Linked DNA regions of Mus musculus: regions 1, 2 and 3 are each linked to region 4. A link is a loop called in an ENCODE intact Hi-C map of the cell type or tissue named here. Cell type or tissue: heart. All regions are shown on one strand. Region 1 holds the start of Rnf6 (ring finger protein (C3H2C3 type) 6). Region 2 overlaps Rnf6 (ring finger protein (C3H2C3 type) 6). Region 3 holds the start of Cdk8 (cyclin-dependent kinase 8). Region 4 overlaps Cdk8 (cyclin-dependent kinase 8).

Region 1 (5,000 bases), 67 kb after region 4:
ACTGGCCACAGATGCTATCTGCTTAGATTATTTTGAGTTGGTGGAAGCTAAGGGACTTTCCATAAGGCCTAACCTGCTAGTCACAAGGACGTTAGGTTACACACAGACATGGGTGATAAGTGGTTATTGTGGGGGGACATGGCGAGAGATATCCCAGGGTTATTTGGCTTTGACTTGTAACACAATCATGGAACTTTTAACCAATCTGCCTTGTAGAGTGTTTAACATGTCCCTGGAGGGGAGGGGGGAACGTCTGTTCACAAGTCCCACTTCCAGTATTAAAAAGAAATGGAAGGGACTTCAAGGTAAGGTGAGAGATGAGAGGGCTGGCTTGATGTGTGCCTCTGAAAGACATAGTCAGAGTAAGAAAAAAAATAGACATCTCCCCATCTTAGTCAAAGTTTCTATTGTTGTAAAGAGACACCATGACCAAGGCAACTCTTGTAAAGGAAAGCATTTCATTGGGGCTGGCTTATAGTTGTAGAAGTTTAGTCCATTAGCATCATGGTGGGAAGCATAGCAGTGTGCAGGAGATAATGGTACTAGAGAAGGAGCTGAGAGCTCTACATCTTAATCCATACACAGACAGCAAGGAGGAGACTGAATATGTTTCACACTGGCTGTAGCTTGAGCATCTAAAACCTCAAAGCCTTGCCTCCACAGTGACACACTTCCTCTAACAAAGCCACACCTCCTAATAGTGCCACTCACTATGGCCAAGCATTCAAACACATGGATCTACGGGGACCATTCCTATTCAAACCACCACAATCCCAAATAGAGCTATACAAAGAAAGCTTTAGAGAATCATGAAGCAATTGGATACTAGAAAAAAAACAAAGTCAGGCTACACAGAGACATACACCCACCACTGTCTCCATCACATAGCTCCCTGATGAAGTTGGGGAAAGGAACTCCAACAATAACCTTACTTCCAGAAGGAAACTCAAAGGAAAGTCTTATCCTCAGAACAACAACATAAAAGGACATATAGACAGTTTGGATCAATATTCAAAGGGAGAGAAAATAATCACCAAGCAGGACACCCTAAATAAGACCCAACCCACTTTAAAGCCATTGGTCTCCCCAATTGGGGTCACTTTTCTACAGGAGAAATCTGTAACACTCTCCTATGTTTTAAATATTAAACAGATGGGGAGAGAGGAGGGGAATCCTCCTGATAGACAGTATCACCTTTTACTCTAGTAGTTTCATTGATGCTAAGGCTTGCTACATCATGGTAACAAAGCACCCAGCAAACATGGTAGCACATCCCTAAGAAGGGCAAGAAGCTCACCAGCTAAAGGCCTGCCTGGGCTATATGAGCCCCCGTCTCAAAACAAAACAAAGTCACTCAATAATGAAAGAAGGGAGGAAAGAGTTATGAATCACAGCAGTATGCGCGTATTAAACTGATTAAGCCATTTGGCTGATGGGGGTGTCAGGAAAGGGCCCTACCAGGACCACAAGAAATGGTTGGGTAAATCTGGTGTCATATAATGAAAAAAGAAATTAGACAAGGGATAGCGGGAGAGAAAGAACGTGAATGGTTAATATTGGGAGCTTCGAAGTGCTTTCTCATCACAAGCACTTGATATTTAGTTTCCTCATCCCAGTGAACTACACTAAGGGAAAATTTCAAACTGGGTAGTTAACCCGGGTAGTAATGAGCAACGAACAGCTTGACAGATGCGTTTTTCTCCAGACTTCGTCAAAGGACACTGAAATACGAGAAGAGGAGCTGGCATTTCCAAAGGGTGGAAAGGCGCCTCCGCCTTCGGTCCTGAAGCCGCCACGGGCTCTGAGTGCCTTGACCCGAGCCCGCGACAGCCGGACCTGCGCACAGCAGATGCGGAACTCGGGCGCCGCGGCTCGGCTTCCGGGGAGCGCCGTTTCCAGACGCACCGGCAGGGTCGCTGCAGACGGTGGCCAGTCTTAGTTCTCCGAGGCGGTGCGAGAAGGCCGGAGATCGGACGCTCCTCTCTTAGCTTTCTCTCCGCCAGGTCGACTCCGAGCAGCAACACAGACTCTGAGCTTCGCGCCTCAGGGGAAGATTAGAGGGCGTAGCGGCCTTCGAAGGCTCGGCCAAGAACCTTCCGCCCCCTCGCCGCCTCGGTGAGAACAACCGCGGGTCATCGCGCTGGAGGTGGGGTCGGGGGGAGGGGGCGTTGGGTACACGGGGCGGGGGAAGGGTCATTTGGTGAGTCTCACTACTACTTCCGGGAGACGCCTCGGAGAGGAGGACGTGCTAGGGGGCGGGGTTCCGAGGGGAGAGACACTTACCTCTTATCCGATTGGCTTATTGCTTGCTGGTTGAGCTTTGCTAGTTGCTGATTGGCCGGCCCCAAAGCCAAATCCAGGTCGCAGGGGAAGCGTTACTTGAGGCTAGATTGAGGTGAGATTGGTCGGGTTCCTGAGTCCAGTTCGTTTACTGGAGTAGGGACTTCATCTTAACCCTAGTCGGGGGCCTCGATTAACAGGATAAGGAAAAGAACCAGTAGCGGGATGGTGGGGGCGGTTGACAACGAAGTGAAGGCTTAGAACTAAACTAACTTCCTCACCTAACCCTAGCTACACCCAGATGGGAACGTGATACGGTACGAAGGCCTTTGAGAAAGGAGGAGGCGCAATCCTCGGAGCGGTGACAGTGTAGGAGGAGAGACCTTCTGGGAGGTTTTTTTTTTTTTTTTGTTATCTAATTGTATGAGTCTCTAATTACCTAGATGATGGTATAACAGAACCTTCTGGAGAATTTAGCTCTGGCTTTGCAGAGGAGTCGGGAGACTACTGGGTGTTCCGGGACTTCAAAGAGGCAGTTTGCTGAATAATACAACTTTTGTTTTTATTCAGATGAGCAGCTCTCAAAAGAGGCACAAACATCAGAAGCATGGATACAGTCTCATCTGTTAGAAGAATGTTCAAAGGAAAATAAGGTATTCATTTTGCCTTACTTATGCTTAGTTAATCCAAGAATATTGCCTTGGAGGAGAAGATCTCTGGTTTTTTAATATTTTAAAGAACTTGACTTTTTTTGTCATTAGATTTCCACTTATTAAACATCTGTTTCAAAAATCAAGTTTCTAAGCTGGGCGTGGTGGTGCACGCCTTTAATCCCAGCACTTGGGAGGCAGAAGCAGGCGGATTTCTGAGTTCGAGGCCAGCCTGGTCTACAGAGTGTGTTCCAGGACAGCCAGGGATATACAGAGAAACCCTGTCTCGAAACACCCCCCCCACCCAAAAAAAAAAAACCAAGTTTCTGCTGTGACCACCAAAAATGCACTTTGCTAATAGTTACTGATTGCAGTGCAAATGGAAATCCTTTACTTTTTGATATTATTAATTAAATTAACATCTGAGTGAATCTTGCTCCCCCCAAGGGGTCTCATATGTGTGTGTGTGTGTGTGTGTGTGTGCGCGCACACACACACACATTCTTGAATGTTCTAGAATTCACTCTGTAGACCAGGCTGCTCTGGAGCACACAGAGATTAGTCTGCCTCTCTCCTGAGTGCTAGGAATGAAGACATGTGTTACTACACCTAGTTTAGTGGTTGGTTTTGTGTGTTAACTTGACACAAGCCAGAGTCATCACAGAGAAAAGAGCCTCAGTTGAGGAAATGCCTCCATGAGATCCAGCTGTAAGGCATTTTCTCAGTTAGTGGCCCAGCCACTATCTGTAAGTGGTGCTTCCCTGGGCAGGTAGCCTTGAGTTCTATAAGAAAACAGGCAGAGCAAGCCAGTAATCAGCACCCCTCCATGGCCTCTGTATCAGCTCCTCCCTCCAAGTTCTTGCCCTGTTTGAGTTCCTGTCCTGACTTCTTCCAGTGATGGGAGTGTAAATAAACCCTTTCCTCCCCAACTTGGTTTTTGGTTGTGGTGTTTCATCGGAGGAATAGAAACCCTAAGACAACTAACTAGCATTGCATTTTAAAATTAGGAGGGTTGTTTGTTTTTGTTTGTTTGCATTTTTTATTTGGTTTTTGGTTTTGCAGACAAGGTTTCACTGTAGACCAGACTGGTCTTGGACTCAGGATTCTCCTGCGTCTGCTTCCTGAATGCTGGAATTAAAGGTGTGCGCTACCACCCGCCTGCCTAGTTTATTTATTTATTTTATTTTATTCATTTATTTATTTATTTTTGGCTTTTCAGGACAGGGTTTCTCTGTGTATCCCTGGCTGTCCTGGAACTCACTCTGTAGACTAGGCTGGCCTCGAACTCAGAAATCTGCCTCTCAAGTACTGGGATTAAAGACGTGTGCCACCTCCGCCTGGCTTTATTTATTTATTTATTTTAAATGCATCCACTAGTCAAATGCATGTGTCAAGTCTTACAATAAAGAACTCAACATATAAACAACAACAAAACAACTTTTAGGAGCTAGTAGGTCTAGGCCTTTGCTTTAAAAGTTATCACCAAGTCAGACACAATTCAACACATATATCTCATATCTGAGTATTAAATTGATCATCTTCTTAAAATTTATCTTTGTCTCTCGAAATTGTGTCTAAAAGCATTCATCATGTTAAAATTTTAGGCTTGAATAATACATGTTCTTGATGTACAGAGGGCTCCCTCGTGCATCCTGGGACAGTTAGGAGTACAGCCCACTGTCTTTGTGATGTACAGAGGGCTCCATTGTGCATCCCAGGATAGTTAGGAGTACAGTCTACCGTCTTTGTAGATGATGATGTCCTGTACTCCTTCCAGAAAAGATGGTGAATAGAAAATGACCACCACTGTCTCACTGCAATTTATTGAGATGAAAATAATTTTTGCCTACTGTGTCTACTGAAGACTCAAAGTTGATGTCTCTGAGACTGAAAACCAACAGGAAACAACACACTGTGCATGGCTCTGAGGATTGAGAAAACACACAAGAGCTCTGGCTGTCTGTATCAGGCCATCCTTCAGTGTGGAATGGTTAGCCTCGGGAGTTTCTGGTTGTGGGGGCTACATTTGAGTGCTATCCTCGAAGCAGACTTTCTGCCTTGGTGAGGAGA
Region 2 (5,000 bases), 80 kb after region 4:
GTTTATATAAAAAAATTTAAAATGCAGATGTTAAATTATCCAAAAGTAAAGAATAGTTAATATTGCTAGAACCAAATAACCTTTAAAATGTTTTTATTTTGGTAATTTTGTCATGCTAAGCACTTTTGTATGTTAGGGATCTTGAGTCTTTCTCCTAATACTGCAGTAGGGATGGCTGGGATTTTCCAGTTTGAGCTCAGTGCTTTGTTTAGACACTACTGTCTGGTCTTTGTAGACTGTTAGGGTGAATGTCTGCTAGATAGACTTAAGTTACTTGAAATGATAATTTAACTTGTGGCACACTCTATGTGTGTATGCAGGTATGTAACTGTGGGAACATATCCAGGCTAAAAACTCTAAGCTTGAGACTTAAGCTTCGGGGCTTAGACTGCATATGGTACAGTGTAAACAGTGACAAGATCATCTCCACGAGGAAGTGAATTAAGATACAGTTTTAAGATAGAGATTGTTTACTGAAGCGTGTCTGACAATCTGACTTAATAGAGAGCGAGCGACATACAATAATGAACCTAGTATTTCTTTATTCATGGAATGTGGAAATTTTATGACAGGTAGTTTTAAGTTCGTCTTTTTTGTGATTTTTTTTTTTTAGAAGTACAAATACTTCTTGGGGTTAGGTAGGGTTTACAGCATGCTTGATTTTTCAAAGTTAGTTTTAAAATCTAAAATACTTTAAAGTCTATAAAGTAGTGAAATGCATAGAAAATATGTAAATTTGGATGCCCAAAAGCTCCAAATAAAAGCCTTTAAAAGAACATAGAGTTTATATAAACACAAAGTATGCATTAAAGTCTATTTCTACCAGTAAACACTAAAGACTGTGTGCAAACTTATTTCTCTCTGTCCACTGTGGCTTACTCATCTCCAAATACTTACTCCACACTAGGTGGCTAGTGTGGTGGCAGGGTTCACTAGGTGACAGCAGATCAAGTCCCTGTCTTCATGAAAAAGACATCTACTCTTAGAAGGAACAAACCAATTTTCACTTTGATGTTTGCTTATGAATATGTGACCAGGTCTCATTCGTGTGTGTGATAGTACCACTTAGGCAGCTCACGGGAAAACATCCCATGTCAAATCCTGAGAAGTTTAGAAATGCCTCCATATTTAGCTTTTCTTTCAGTCAGTTCTTAAGGGTAGTCACATGCCTAGAAATAATAGCACAGGGTGCATTCACCAAAGGGAAAGATTTCTGAGCTGGGCATGGTGGTGCACGCCTTTGATCCCAGCACTCGGGAGGCAGAGGCAGGCAGATTTCTGAGTTCCAGGACAGCCAGGGCTATACAGAGAAACCCTGTCTCGAAAAACCAAAAAAGACAAAAAAACTTTTTTTCTGTAAAAGTTAGGAGTTTAGGGTAAATAACTTTTGTAGGTTTCTCATGATTTCAGGAAGGTTGATTTGGACCTGGTTTGAAGACCTTTCTCTATCAGATGACCATGTCATTCTGTAGCTGTTAGATGACGACGATTATCCCTTAATGAGGTTTTTTGTTTTTTTGTTTTTTTTTGAGTTTCGGTTTCTCTGTGTAGCCCAGGCTGTCCTGGAACTCACTCTGTAGACCAGGCTGGCCTCGAACTCAGAAATCCATCTGCCTCTGCCTCCCGAGTGCTGGGGTTAAAGGCGTGCACCACCACTGCCCGGCAAGGATAATTTTTAATGTTTAAGGAAGATTGCTCTAGTACCTCATACAGGCCACAGCAGAATGGAGAGACGTGGCAGCAAACCAGTGAAGGAGCTGTTAAGGAGTCAGGGCTGTGGAGATGGCTCAGTCAGTCAGCTGCGTACCAGGAGACCATGAGGAGTGAGTGCAGTCCCAAGCACCCATGTAAAAGCTGGGTGCAGTAAGTAGTGCACGCCTACACTCCTAGAGCTAGGGGGACAGAGACAGACAGATCCTGGGGCTTACTGCCACCCATTCTGACCAGATTGGTTCATTGAGAGATCCTGTCTCAAAAATAAAGCAGAGAGTAATTGAAGAAGGCACTCAGTTGACTACTGGCCTCTACATCCTGTGCACAAATACTCAAAAGCTATCAAACCACATGCCTTCATTTTGTCAGTTCAGCTCCTTAGTTACAGGCTAAAGAAGACGTTCTTTCTCGTTCCCCAGAAAGACATTGGTGTCAGATTCCAGAACCAGGCACCACCTGAGTGGATGAAGGCACACACAGATACAGGGAAACCAGGTCAGATACCTTGGACAAAGTCTCCTTGAGCTCACACATACATTCGGTGTGTCCTCTCTCTGAGCAGAATGGAAATCCGGCATTTGCTGCTTCTGTGGGATGTGGAAGTTTTACCGCCTCTCTCTCAGTTGAGGGAATAGTGAGAACAAATAAAGAAGTGAGCCTAGGGGTAAAGAGAAAGAAGCTGGGCAGTGGTGGCGCACACCTTTAATCCCAGCACTTGGGAGGCAGAGGCAGGCGGATCTCAGTGATCCAGGCCAGCCTGGTCTACAGAACTTGTTCCAGGACAGCCAGGACTATATACAAAGAAACCATGTCTTGAACCACCCCCTCTCCCCCAAAAAAGAAAAATATCAGCCACTAGGCAGACACTTCAAAAAGAAAAACAAAACAAAGCAAAACAAAACTGATATTTTGTTAGACTTGGTTTTTGTTGATTTTGAAAGAAGGTCTCCCTTTGTAAGTTAATTTGGTTTTATCTTCATAGTCCATCTGTATCAGCCTCATAGGTACCAGGATTGCTGACATGCCCTCATAACACCCAGCTTGACTTAAATCTTCTTCAGGATATGATGGGATAGTTTTTAATAGCATTAGAAAGTGGTTCAAATAGTTGCTTGAAACACAGTAAGATAGGTATTGTCTGGAAGTCATCGTGAAGCTGAAGGAGTTGGATACGTTCGTAGTGCAGTGAAGAACGTGAGGGTTTTCTACAGTACTTCCATTCATTTCCCAGGAAACAAAGCTGGTGTATCCAAAGGCTATGTATCTATGTACAATTTCTATTTAGTAATGATTGTGTCCTTTGTGGATCTAATGTACAAAGAAGCAAGTGATTGGCTGGGGCTCTAAACTAGGCTGTAACCACCTGCGGCCACACGTTCCTGAGTGGGAGGCCGGAGCTGTAAGGGAGGGAGCAGTAAGAGAAGAAATGAAACCAAGACAGATTTCTGATCAAGGCCCAATGTTTACTGAAATTCTGTCCTTATAAAGGAGGAAAGCCCATCTCCCCGGATCCACTCTTGATGCCTGCCGCCAGCCTGTAAGCAATTAGGCTGGCAGCACTAGGTTGGCCGAAGGTGTCAATAGCTGGGTTGCCTGCTGTCTCAGGAATTTCTCAGGAAGGCAGGTTCAGCCTCTCGGCAGGTAATAGCGTCTTGGAGAAAGGCAGGGGCAGGTGACAGAATAGAACCATCTAGTTTGGAAGGCACCACCCCAGGTGGTCTCATTCTCAGTGGCAGCAAGGTCTGAACCAGCCTGCTTAAGGCTGGGGGAGGCTACAGCAGACTCCTATATTTTGAGATTTGAAGCTTCCCGACTGCTCTTCCATAGATTTATATCCTTTTAGGATTTTCTTGTGTCTTTGGATTTTGCTTGTGTTAGCTAATATTGTTGTGACCCTTCCTTGATGACCGTTTTGTTACTCTCCTGTTAATATTGTGGTGGTTTGAATGAGAATAACCCCCATAGACACACACATTGGAATACTTGGTTCCCAGTTGGGTGGACTTTTGGGAGGATTAGGTTGGAGTAGATGTGATATGGCCTTGTTGGAGATCTGTCACTGGAGGTGGGCTTTAAGGTTTTGAAAGCTCACACTGCCCCACCCCTCCTCTTCCTGCTGCCTGTGGATCTGGTTGTAACTCTCAGCTACTTCTGCACAGCCCACATGCATGCCTACATGCTGCCATGTTCCCCACCTTGATGATAATAGACTAAGCCTTTGAAATCATAAGCCAGTCCCCAGCTAAATGCCTTCTTTTATTACTATAAGCGTTGCCTTGGTCATGGCATTAGAACACTGTATGCACCAGGACTTCCTCACTAGCCAGGGTTACCTGATTATGGTCAGAGGGAATGTTAACCAGGCCTGGTCAGAGAGGGGGTCTCAGCAAGACTGAGGCTGAGAGAAGTTTATTACAAGTAATTAGACCTATTCTACCCTTACCAGACACAGAATACAATGGGAGTTGCCAGAATACACTGATGTTTATGCTACACAGGGTACACAAGGTTAATGTCTAAGCCTAGCTGTTTCGCCAAGCTTCTGCATGCCTCACTGACTTGTAGGGAGTGTAGACACTCAAGTGTCCTTATCGCTTCACTGCCTGAGAGTGCCTTGCTTTCTCGGGAACTGAAAGGCACACAGTGCCCCAGGAACCATGGACTCTAACCTGAAAAACCTAATGAGGCGTGCCTCTCAAGGCACTAGATCAAGCCAGCTGCATACTTTCTGCAGAATACTAAGACAAATAGTTAACACGAATCTATAATCCAAACATGCAGAGCTCTCGTTTATTTTTAAAGATACACTTATTTTTATTTTTGCATAGCATGAGTGTTTTGCCTACGTATTTGTACATTCCTGGAGTCCTTAGAGGCCAGAGAAGGGCACGGGATTCCCTAAAACTAGAGTTACAGTCATCAGGAGCACATGACCAAAAAGGCCCCTGTCCTCAGTTAGGAAGTGTATCCCTAGAAGCTCATTCATGTCTAAGTCCCTGATCTCTAGACTCCATTGGGGGAAAGTATAATTAAAAATACTTTTCTCTATTTTGATTAGGACCACAACAATAAGAACATCATACTCAAAGTATTAGTGCTTTTATTTTTTTTGTTTCTTAGAGGGTAGGGTCTCCCATAGCCTGGTTTGTCCTGAAACTCACAATGTAGACCAGGCTGGCCTGGACCTCAAAGATCCACCTCTGCCTCTGAAATGCTGGGATTAAAGGTGTGTACCCTTGCATTCCCCCCACCGCACCCCCAACTGGTGTGTACCCCCTCATCCCCCC
Region 3 (5,000 bases), 57 kb after region 4:
ACGGTTTCACAGTTGCACAAAAGCACTGAAATTATCATAAAGTAGGAAGGCGTTCCAGTAAAGCGAAGAGAAGTGTGTAATAGACAGACACTTCCTTTTCCATTATCCAGACTCGGAAAGTATTTATAAATAAGCTCCCTCAAAAAGAACTCGCTCCAGCTTTAGCCGTCTCGTTTACAGTGCTAATGCAATTCTGAATATGTACTCCTGTGAAAATGAAAAAAGTCATTTCCCAAGCAGTCAAGTAGCAACTAGCCAAATAACAGACGCTCAAAGAAAGCTGTTTCTAATAAATACAAAAAATTATATAATAAGCTATGATAATCTTCCCAATAACTTCCTAGTGTCAAAGGCAGAGATAATATCTATTTGTACAAGAGGGAAATGGGAAATTATTAAATATTTTCTCCCAAACTAAGAAGGCCTTTCCCTTCTGGCGATGTCATAGCGCAATCATCTACTGATGAAAGAGAATGGAGCCCGTTCACTTCACTCAATCCATGAAGCAAAACTGAGTGTCACCAGCCATAGGTTTGATTTTTCTTTCTAGAAGAGGCTATTTAAAGCAAAAGGATTAAAGTTCACTGGCAGCTGATAGATTCTGCTTTAAGAGCTTGCACAACATAGCCCCTATCTGTCACTTGCTTTTTTTCCCCACACACCATCCACTCTGCACCAAATCCCCATTGTTCTATATAAAAACTCACAGCTAATGATACCTGAATAGCAACTGCTACATTTACATTACAGATGATCCTTCATGGAACTCTACAGACCCACATTTACTCGATGTCTTCTTTCTCCCATCAAATCCAAATTTGGCCACCAACTGATCACAACTGATAAGGGGAAAAGATCAGAGCTTCTCTTCCAGACTGATGGATATCACTCCAGAGCCAGATGAGTTAGTCCCCAAAAGGTTACCGGATAAATCAACCAAAGAAGAACAGATTTATTTAAACGGGCATCTTATAACCATCTTCTTTAAAAAAAAAGAAAACTATTCTGTACAGAAATTCACACAAAAAAAGAAAAAGCAAAAAAGGTACACACTGCCCACGAGACAGAAGGTCCGTCTCCCTCTTGCACGAAGGGTTTCTTGTGAGTCTGGATTCCTGGGACACCACTTCCTCCCCAAAGCAGGCTGGCCAGGACAGAGGCAGTCTTGGAGGAAGTGGGGACCCCGACATCCGAGCCGGGCACCTGCCTCCCAGCCTCGAGGACACCCGCAGCGACACCCACACTCACCCATCTTTCCTCTTCGCCTTGTAGACGTGCCCGTAAGTGCCTCGACCAACTTTGCAGCCCTCGTATTCAAACAGGTCCTCGACCCGCTCCCGCTCGCTGCTCAGCTTCACTTTAAAGTCATAGTCCATTGTCACAGCCTCCAAGGCCGGGGTGCTGGGGCGGGGGGCCGAGGGCCGCGGTGGGGACCGGGCCGCGCAGCAGCCGCAGCCCCCGAGCTACACCCGCCGGCCGCAGCACCAGCCCGCCTCACGAGGCGACGGCAGGAGGCCCCGCGCGGGCGCCGGGGACATCCAGGGGAGCGCCGGGCGGTCCCCGCGGGCGCGCGACAGCCGAGGGACGCGCTGGGGGCGGGGAGCAGCGTCCGCCCTTGTCCCCGCGCTCCCGGGGCGCCGGCTCGCGCGCGGTTGGCCGCGCGTGCTGCTGCGGGTGCGACGCGGGGCGGCCACGGCTGACTCTGCTCCTCGCCCACGCGCGTCCGCGCCTCACCTTCTCCCACACGCGCTCACGAACACTCAGGCTGCCATCCGCCCGGACAGACCAGCGACGCCACACAACAGCCGGTAGCTCCTCCGAGAGAGGAGGAGGAGAAGGAGGAGGAGGAGGAGGGCGAGGAGGAGGAGGAGGGAGAGAGAGGACGAGCGCGGAACACGGCAGCCGCTGTCGTAAAAACGTCGCGAAGCCTCGCGCTGCCTCCGCCCCACCTGTGAGCGACTCCGGAGCTGGCAGCCGTCTCTTCTGACGCCGGCAGGCGAAAGGGCCTCGCTCAGCCGCGGAGCGGAGCTGCTGACAGACTTACCACGTGGACTAACCCAGTCGCCAGTGCGGCCAGAAACTCCAAGGCTCAAGTGCACGGGTGGCTGCAGAAGCAGTCTTTACCACGACGCCGCGAATTCAGAACGTTGCATGATGGGATTGGTAGTCCGTCACGCAACGAGTTTCTGCTGCATGGAGATTATTTTTCCCAAAGCCGCATCTCTACAATCCAATTTACTTAGCCCATATAAACTTAGCAAAAGACACCTGTTAGGTCGTGGGGGATGGGGGGTGGGGGGCGGTTATTTTGTATTGAAGTCACTTCTGAACTCCAGGATTTAGAAAAGGGCAATTACTGCTCCCCACCCCCACCCCAAAGACTCCAGGTTTTTCCTTTCGTAGCCTCAACCTGTTTCTAAATACTACAATAAACTACGTGGTTGTATTTAAGATTTCTCTTCTTTCTTTGACATCTTTATACCACGGGGGGGGGGGGGGCGGTGGGGGGGGGAACTTAGTGAAGGGGACTGGGGAGATGGGTTAGAGTGCTAGAACGCTTGCCACGTGTTGTAATTTGATTTCTGTTGCTGTGATAAAACACCATGTCCACATATAACTTGGCGAGGGAAAGATTTATATCAACTTACAGGTAACAGTCTGCCACCAAAAAAGCCAAGACACCTGTTTAAAGAGGAAAAAAAAAAAGCTTTTAATCCACACATGTTTAAGTGTGCCTGTAATACTAAAGCAAGGGAGACAAAAAATAAATAAATAAATAAATAAATAAAATAAATAATAAAAAAGGCAGGATCTCTGCAGCAGGATGACCGGCTAGCCTTACTGAAATGGTATGCTCTCAAGGTTCCATGATAGACATCAACCTCTAGACTCCAGACGTATGCACTCATGCTTATACTTGCACACATCTGTGCATACACAAGAATGCTTATAGCCGGGCGTGGTGGCGCGCACCTTTAATCCCAGCACTTGGGAGGCAGAGGCAGGCAGGATTCTGAGTTTGAGGCGAGCCTGGTCTACAGAGTGAGTTCCACGACAGCCAGGGCTACACAGAGAAACCCTGTCACGGAAAACACAAACAAACAAACAAAATACGCTTATACACACAGGCAGATAAATTGGCAGAAATATCAAATAGGTCGTTGATAGTAAAGCAAGAATGTGTCTGCTATAGGCCTTACATGCCCTCTAATGACCCAGATTTGATTCCTAGCACCCGCATGGTGATGGCTCAGAATCCTCTGTAGCTCTAGTTCCAGGGGAGCTGACACACTTCTGGGAGTTGTGAGCACTATACATGTGGAGTGGCGTGTACATACACTCAGAGGCGCGCGCGCACACACGCACACAAAGTAAATAAATAATTTTTTTTAAAGACAGGCTCATGTGTTATAAAAATATAACAAGAAAATTTCTATTTTAAAAAATAAATTTAGCCAGGTGGTGGTGGCGGCGCATGCCTTTAATCCCAGCACTTGGGAGGCAGAGGCAGGCAGATTTCTGAGTTCAAGGCCAGCCTGGTCTACAGAGTGAGTTCCAGGACAGCCAGGGCTACACAGAGAAACCCTGTCTCAAAAACCCAAAATAATAATAATAATAATAAATTCACAAAATGACTGCATAAAATAAGGACGTACATTTAAAAAAAAGACGTAAGAAATACAAAGCATAGTCTTGATGTTGTCAAGGGGTTCTGAGCTAAGACATGTGGGGGTACTGTCTTAGTTAAGGCAGACATAGTGCTGGAGAGGTAGCTGAGAGTTCTATATCTGGATCTGCAGGTAGCAGGAAGTGACTGTGACACATTGGCCAGATTGAGCTTCTGCTGCCTCAAAGCCCACTCCCTAGTGTCACACTTCCTGCAACAAAGCTGCACTAATTAATAAAGAAGAGGAAGAATAATGTTTCCATACTGGAGGACTTTGTTATAAAATATAATACGGCGGAGGGATGGGGTGTACCTGGCAGGCCCATGCCATGATGCCCCCTGAGAAATCATGCCATGAAACAAATCTGATATAAAGAAGGTTTATTTGGGGGAATTGAAGGGGGTGAGCACCTAGAAAGGGGTAGAGGCAGACAGATGGGAGCAGAGCCGTGAGGGTAGAGAAGGGGGGACAAAGAAGGGCAGGAATAGGGAGAGAGACCAGCCAAGAACACTTGGGGACAGGGAGAGAGAGAGAGAGAGAGAGAGAGAGAGAGAGAGAGAGAGAGAGAGACAGACAGACAGACAACAGGGGTGTCGAGTAGTCCTTTTATACGTAGCCCAGACCTGGCAGTAGGTGATGGCATAAGCTACTGTTAGGTCCCTGGGAGGAATCTAGTGTAATCGCCTGTGAGCCAACAGACTTACATGAAGGTCCAGCAGGTATGGCCAAGTGCTGAGCAAACGAACAAAAATGGTGTGCACTTTTGTGAACAACCTGGCAGGGTAGGTATGTCTTCTTTTCTTTTTGGAGATTATAATTACATTACTTCCCCTCTTCCTGTTCCTCCCACCAAGACTTCCCATGTTACCCTTGTAAATGTTTCTGCTAGAATGGGAGGGTATCCTAGGACCCACACAGCTCCAAGGGGGAAAGGCATGCCAGCAGAAGGGCACCTGAGACACGGGAGCGCAGGAACCACACAGCTCTGAGAGGAAGGCTCCTCAGCAGAGGTGCTGCAGCTCTTGGGGAAGGGTATCCTTGGGTGAGCTGAGGAGCCTCAACCCTGCTCCTTCTCTTCACTTCTCTTCATTGCTTCTTTTCTTCCTGGCTTCTTCCAATGAGAGAGTCACTCCAGGCAGAAAACTCTCATGAAAGAGATTTTTTTGGAGGTTCCAGGATGTGGAGGGATGAGCCCAGGGACGGTTGCGGTTGCCTTGTGTTGCTGGGAGAGGATAGCCGGGGACCTGACCAAGGGACAGTGCTTACATAGGGTTTCTGAGGAGGCGGAGCTTCTCAGGACAGAGATTTCCAGAGTGAGGATTGGTGGGTTTT
Region 4 (5,000 bases):
CTCTCCTTCAGCTTCCTCCCAACACCAAACAAACATAACTGAAAACCAGGACACTCAGGACTCTGTCTCCTAGATAACATACATGCTCACTAGCCCATTATTCTCTTTCTCTGGTTTAATAATTCAGCTTCCAGTGCAGTCCAAATGGATAAAATGGCCACAGCACTGAAGTGGGTTTGCAGTGGAGAATGGGCCGGTGCAGTTTTTCAAAGCCAGCCGTTTCCTTCGCGCACTCTGCAGTGAAGCCGATCTGCTGACCCAGCTCGGACCCCTCTGAATGGCACTGGGAGGGACACACATGCACGTGCTCCAGGTGCTTTGATCTCTAACTCCAAGGGCAGCTTGGCTGCTCACACATCAGCTGCCAGACAGCAAAGTCCAAATGCTAGACAGACTTCTCAGCAGGAACCTTTAAATGGTGTGGGGGATCTGAGTGCTTTACCAGTCCCAAAGACTACTCACATAAGAGTCAGGAATGAGAACCAGGTACAAACTAGAGCTGAAGGTTTCCTCTTACACTATCTTGTTCTTATTTAAAAATACTGAAATGTCAAGTTCATGACCTCTCAGATACAAACAACAGCTAAGAAAGGTACCTATGTTAACAGTTCCTGTAGACTAGGGGACCTGTCAGCAGTGAGCACACAGTTCCTGGGGACCAGGGGACCTGTCAGCAGTGAGCACACAGTTCCTGGGGACCAGGGGACCTGTCAGCAGTGAGCACACAGTTCCTGGGGACCAGGGGACCTGTCAGCAGTGAGCACACAGTTCCTGGGGACTAGGGGACCTGTCAGCAGTGAGCACACAGTTCCTGGGGACTAGGGGACCTGTCAGCAGTGAGCACACAGTTCCTGTGAACCAGGGGGCCTGTCAGGTGTGAGCACAGTTCCTGGGGACTAGGGACCTGTCAGCAGTGAGCAGAAACTGACCACGTCATTCTGTGCTTGTGTCCCTGCTGTCCTCTCATGCAGATTTTAAACTCTTAGGAACAAGGACCAGATTTTGACTTCATATTAAAGTTATTACACTAGCCCCCTGTTTATGTATTCATGAGGTAGAAGGAGAGAGATAATTACAAAGTTAACCCTGCACTCTCCCGTGTCAGATGGAGGATTAAAGCTGCTGGACTGTAGACAGTGAGGAACACAGTCTCAGGTGCTCAGAGCATGGGCTAATTTCATAATCACTCCACTAACTATACAGTCTGCTAAGATCTTACCAAAAGTAACAATGCTCTGAAATATTAAATTCTTTGATAATAAAAAATAACAATCGTATTAACTGAGAAAGCCATCTTCAATTTGTTTAAGAGTATTTTTGAAAAAATATTCAAATGTGTTTAGGTAGCAGCACATATTCAGAAACAGTATATATGTATATATATATGTATGCATGTATGTGTGTATATATGTATGTATATATGTACGTATATATGATTATGTATGTATGTAAGTATGGAAGGTTTATTAGGAAGCTGCTCTCAGGTAAGTTTATTGGCCCCAAGAACTGAGGTCAGGGCGGGTCATCATGGGTGGCAAGAAAAGGGAACAGAAAGAAAGAGTGTACACACAGAGAAAGAGGAGAAGAAGAGCCTGATTTTTAAAAAGTTAATATTTTGTAATAATTTTAGATTTATACAAAGCTGTCAAGAGATTTTTCATATCTGACTTATAATTTCTTTCTATGAAATAAAATGTAATCTCAAAGCAGATAAGAACATTAGTGAACATAAAGTTTTTGCCAAGTGAAAACCCAGGATGGATTCAAGATTAACTCAGAGGATGACAGCAAGCATCCTGTCGTTCCTATCTGGAGAATGGAAAAGGCTTCGCAGACATATGAGCAAAGTCTTGAATAAATTCGAATGCCTAGCTTTAGACAGTCCAGTTTCACCTGCCAACGGGGACTAGGCATTAGCGGGCTGTGGGGAGCGGCAGGAAGGCGAGTTCAGTATGCTGGGCTCTGGATCGCTTGGAGCACTGCACACGAGGCAAGGCTGTGATGTTGGGGAGGAAGCAAGATTACCCCAGATGGCATCAGCACAGACGCCTTCCTCCAGGAAGCTCTGTGAGGAGGCAGGATTCTGACTAAAGTCTGAATGAAAAGGAGAGAGAGTTGCTGTAAAGACGAGCTCTACACAGATGCTGCAAACGTTTCCGGTCCATGGAAGGCAGATGGAACAATGCATAAAAGGCCGCAGTCTATGGCACGGTGCCTGAGCAGCACTGTCCTACAACACTGCGGACGAACATGCCAAACCAGGAAGGACTATTGTTTCAACATCTAGCTGGCCCTTCCCATTTTCTACCAATGCTCTCAGCTGTTTGATATAGAACAACTGGGCCAAAAGTCAGGCGACTCTCACATCTGACTGGCCTCAGAACACAGACTGCCCCATTAAGGCACCTGGCTCTCCCTGGGGATGACAGCTGACTGTTAGAGAACTTCAAAGTGTGATCAGCAATCTGCATATTCCATGATCCAACACAGAGTTCCCAGGTGGCTCTGGTAACTTAATTCTTAAATACAAATAGAGAAACTAGGGGTCACCTAAGTAATTAAGGGACCTTACAACACAGATGAGAAATGGCGCAAATGGAAACAGAGCTGAGAGAGAAGAAAGCACAGGTTCTCTCCTCAGGTTGCCAGGGAGACGGCTGGCATTGAGGCTGAGAGTGTTTACTAACAGCAGCTCTCGGACTTTCAAAGCAAGAAGGGCGGCCTGCCGGAATCGTGGCAAGAAGCTTCCTCACTATGGTAAGAACGTGGGTCTGAGCTTCAAGACACCCAGAGAGGCCATGGAAGGCACCTCACAGACGAGATAGGTGCTTCACTGGCAACCTCTCCATCCGAGGGTAGATCCTTTCAGGGATGGTGACCAAGATGAAACAAGAGCATGTCTGTACACCTACAGTGTGCCCCTCAGTCCGTCCACGATTGAGCCCCCAAGATGGACATGCAGACAAGCATGACAAGTGCACTGGAATCCTTGTTTTCCAAGACATTAGCAAAGCTTTTCTCTGCATAAAGCAAAAGTCATGGTTAAAGGAGCTCCTAAGGAAGTCAGAAAGGCATCAAAGAAAAAGCGCAGTGGAAAACCCCACGAGGCCCAGCATCTCAGCAGCACATCCCACAAGAAAGGACAGGGAGACTCCGCGGGGAGATCAAAGAACCAGATACCTTAAGAATTGTCCAGAGACAGCAGATAGGGGCTGAATGACTGTGTAAAAATCACTCTAAGACGTGCAAATGAGAAATCAGTAGCATTCGTTCTCAGAAAGGGACAAGCTTACGTGACCCATGGTGACCTGAGAAGATGGATCTGAGAGCGAATTAACCACACTGCTACCTAAAGGCAAAGAAGTATCAGAGCACAACTGTAAACCACCTAGTAAATAAAGGTCTTTCCCAGAAATGCTACAGACAATAAGATGCTCTTCCAAAGACAGCCACAGGAGGAAAAACTAAGACACAATCATGGGATGCAGAAAGCACAACAGCCTAGAAGACTAAAAAGGAAAATGTTGGAAGGGTAGGGTGGGGTTACCTGTCACAGGAGAAGCGGCTGCCAGCCTCTAGGTCATCAACATAAAAGGAGAGGATTACAGTAAGGGTCACCTTATTAATGTGAGGCAGAAGAGATGTCAATCATGGGGAAGTTGCAGAAAAGGCTTCGGGTGAGAGCTTCATTTGCTGCACCATGTGAGTGAGTGAGCTACCGACAACCTGAATGGCAGCCACCAGAGGACCTGAGAAAGAGCGGCCCGCACTGTGACGTCACTAACACAGCTGACAACGGGACGTGAGGAAGCAGGAGTGCCTTGCTCCTAACTTTGAATAAGTCTTAACTGCTCAAGTTTACATGTTTTCTCTCTTTAGTTTCTGAGATATTGCCTAGACGTTAGCATTTCTTTGGTGACAGAAAGAACGTTTGTATAAAGTCGTAGAACTGAAAATTTTTAGTTTTCTCTTTTCATATAAAACTAATTTTTTTTAACTGAAAACATTCTGAACCTCTTTTGTAAAGAGACGTGCAATTTCATGTTATCAGGTACTAATGTGTATATATGGATAGTGAATTCTGGGGTTTTGTTTTTATAATTTTCTAATTCTTGATTTAAACATGTACAAAAATGTCTCTTTCACAGAAAAATATTTTAAAGCCCTGTAATTTTAACTAGTCCTACTCACCAATTGCTTTGGTATAATGTCGCGCTCCGAGGAGTAATTCTGGAGCTCGGTACCAGAATGTTACAACCACTGGATCCAAATCTGCTAAAGGCTTCAAAGGTGAATTAAATAATCGGGCAAAGCCCATGTCAGCTGTGAAAACAACAACAAAACCACATCAGTCAACAGTTTACTTTGCATATGCAGTCTCATTTACCAGTGTTGTCATCAAGAACGTGTGCAGAGCCGGCCGGCCGGGGTAGGAGGATAAAGTTCCGCACTTTGACGGACTGAAATGTAGAAGCACCGGAGATCAGCTCCTCAGCTCTCCCCGGGCAGGGCAGACCTGGTTCAGAGGCACAGCCTGACACTGAGCTGTGCTTCACCTCTCAGTACTCAGTACTCTCCGCTGTGCATCAGCAGGCCTGCTCACAGTGGTCATCAGGGTGACTACAGAGAACTTGAATACTATTCCCTCACTTACTTGGCCGGAGTTTCACTAACTTAAAAGAATCGTTGTACTTTTTAAGTTGAAAGGCGATTTATTTCACTTCTGTGCTTCTTCACATGAGACTGAAGTCCAAAAACAGCAACAACAACAACAAAACCCACAAAACTAGGTCTCCAAGATGGCACTGGAGAGTTCTTGGCACCAGTACCACGCCATCAAACTACTTGGTTACGAACTTTGTACTGCTAATCCATAGTCTTAGAGGCTTCATCTCTGTACGGCTTCACACGCAGTCACTGCACACAAATACAGGATGACCCACGTTTACCACCCACTGGGAGATGTCAAGATTCAAGACCATCTGGAAAATTTAATTCTA

Evidence for each region. Peaks named below come from ENCODE experiments on the same cell type or tissue, not always from the same donor. Only the 100,000 strongest peaks of a DNase experiment are listed, where the experiment ranks them.
Region 1: a loop joins it to region 4, with 2.2 times the contacts of the local background. A loop is called at or near these places in 15 of 42 quality-filtered maps.
Region 2: it touches region 4 in a loop (2.7-fold over the local background); 4 of 42 quality-filtered maps call a loop at or near these places.
Region 3: it touches region 4 in a loop (2.4-fold over the local background); 14 of 42 quality-filtered maps call a loop at or near these places.

Annotation. Positions count from the first base shown.
Region 1 is chr5:146,218,335-146,223,334 of GRCm38, reverse strand. Rnf6 (ring finger protein (C3H2C3 type) 6) reads left to right here and starts at 1,878. Exons shown (of 5, transcript NM_028774.3): 1 at 1,878-2,115; 2 at 2,851-2,933. In heart, a CTCF peak has its summit at 1,921; DNase peaks (open chromatin) are centred at 1,994 and 2,304; H3K4me3 peaks cover 1,826 bases; H3K27ac peaks cover 1,466 bases.
Region 2 is chr5:146,205,030-146,210,029 of GRCm38, reverse strand. Rnf6 (ring finger protein (C3H2C3 type) 6) reads left to right here. Exons shown (of 5, transcript NM_028774.3): 5 at 1-837. Among named protein-coding and RNA genes, the nearest start is that of Rnf6, 14 kb to the left of the region's middle. In heart, no CTCF peak of the experiment used is centred here; no DNase peak of the experiment used is centred here.
Region 3 is chr5:146,228,069-146,233,068 of GRCm38, reverse strand. It overlaps Cdk8 (cyclin-dependent kinase 8), which reads right to left and starts at 1,819. Exons shown (of 13, transcript NM_153599.4): 1 at 1,249-1,819. The coding sequence starts at 1,376. Gm38745 (a long non-coding RNA gene) reads right to left here. Exons shown (of 2, transcript XR_868694.1): 2 at 4,034-5,000. In heart, no CTCF peak of the experiment used is centred here; a DNase peak (open chromatin) is centred at 1,978; H3K4me3 peaks cover 2,760 bases; H3K27ac peaks cover 2,276 bases.
Region 4 is chr5:146,285,431-146,290,430 of GRCm38, reverse strand. Cdk8 (cyclin-dependent kinase 8) reads right to left here. Exons shown (of 13, transcript NM_153599.4): 6 at 4,192-4,323. Among named protein-coding and RNA genes, the nearest start is that of Gm52832, 18 kb to the left of the region's middle. In heart, no CTCF peak of the experiment used is centred here; a DNase peak (open chromatin) is centred at 2,280.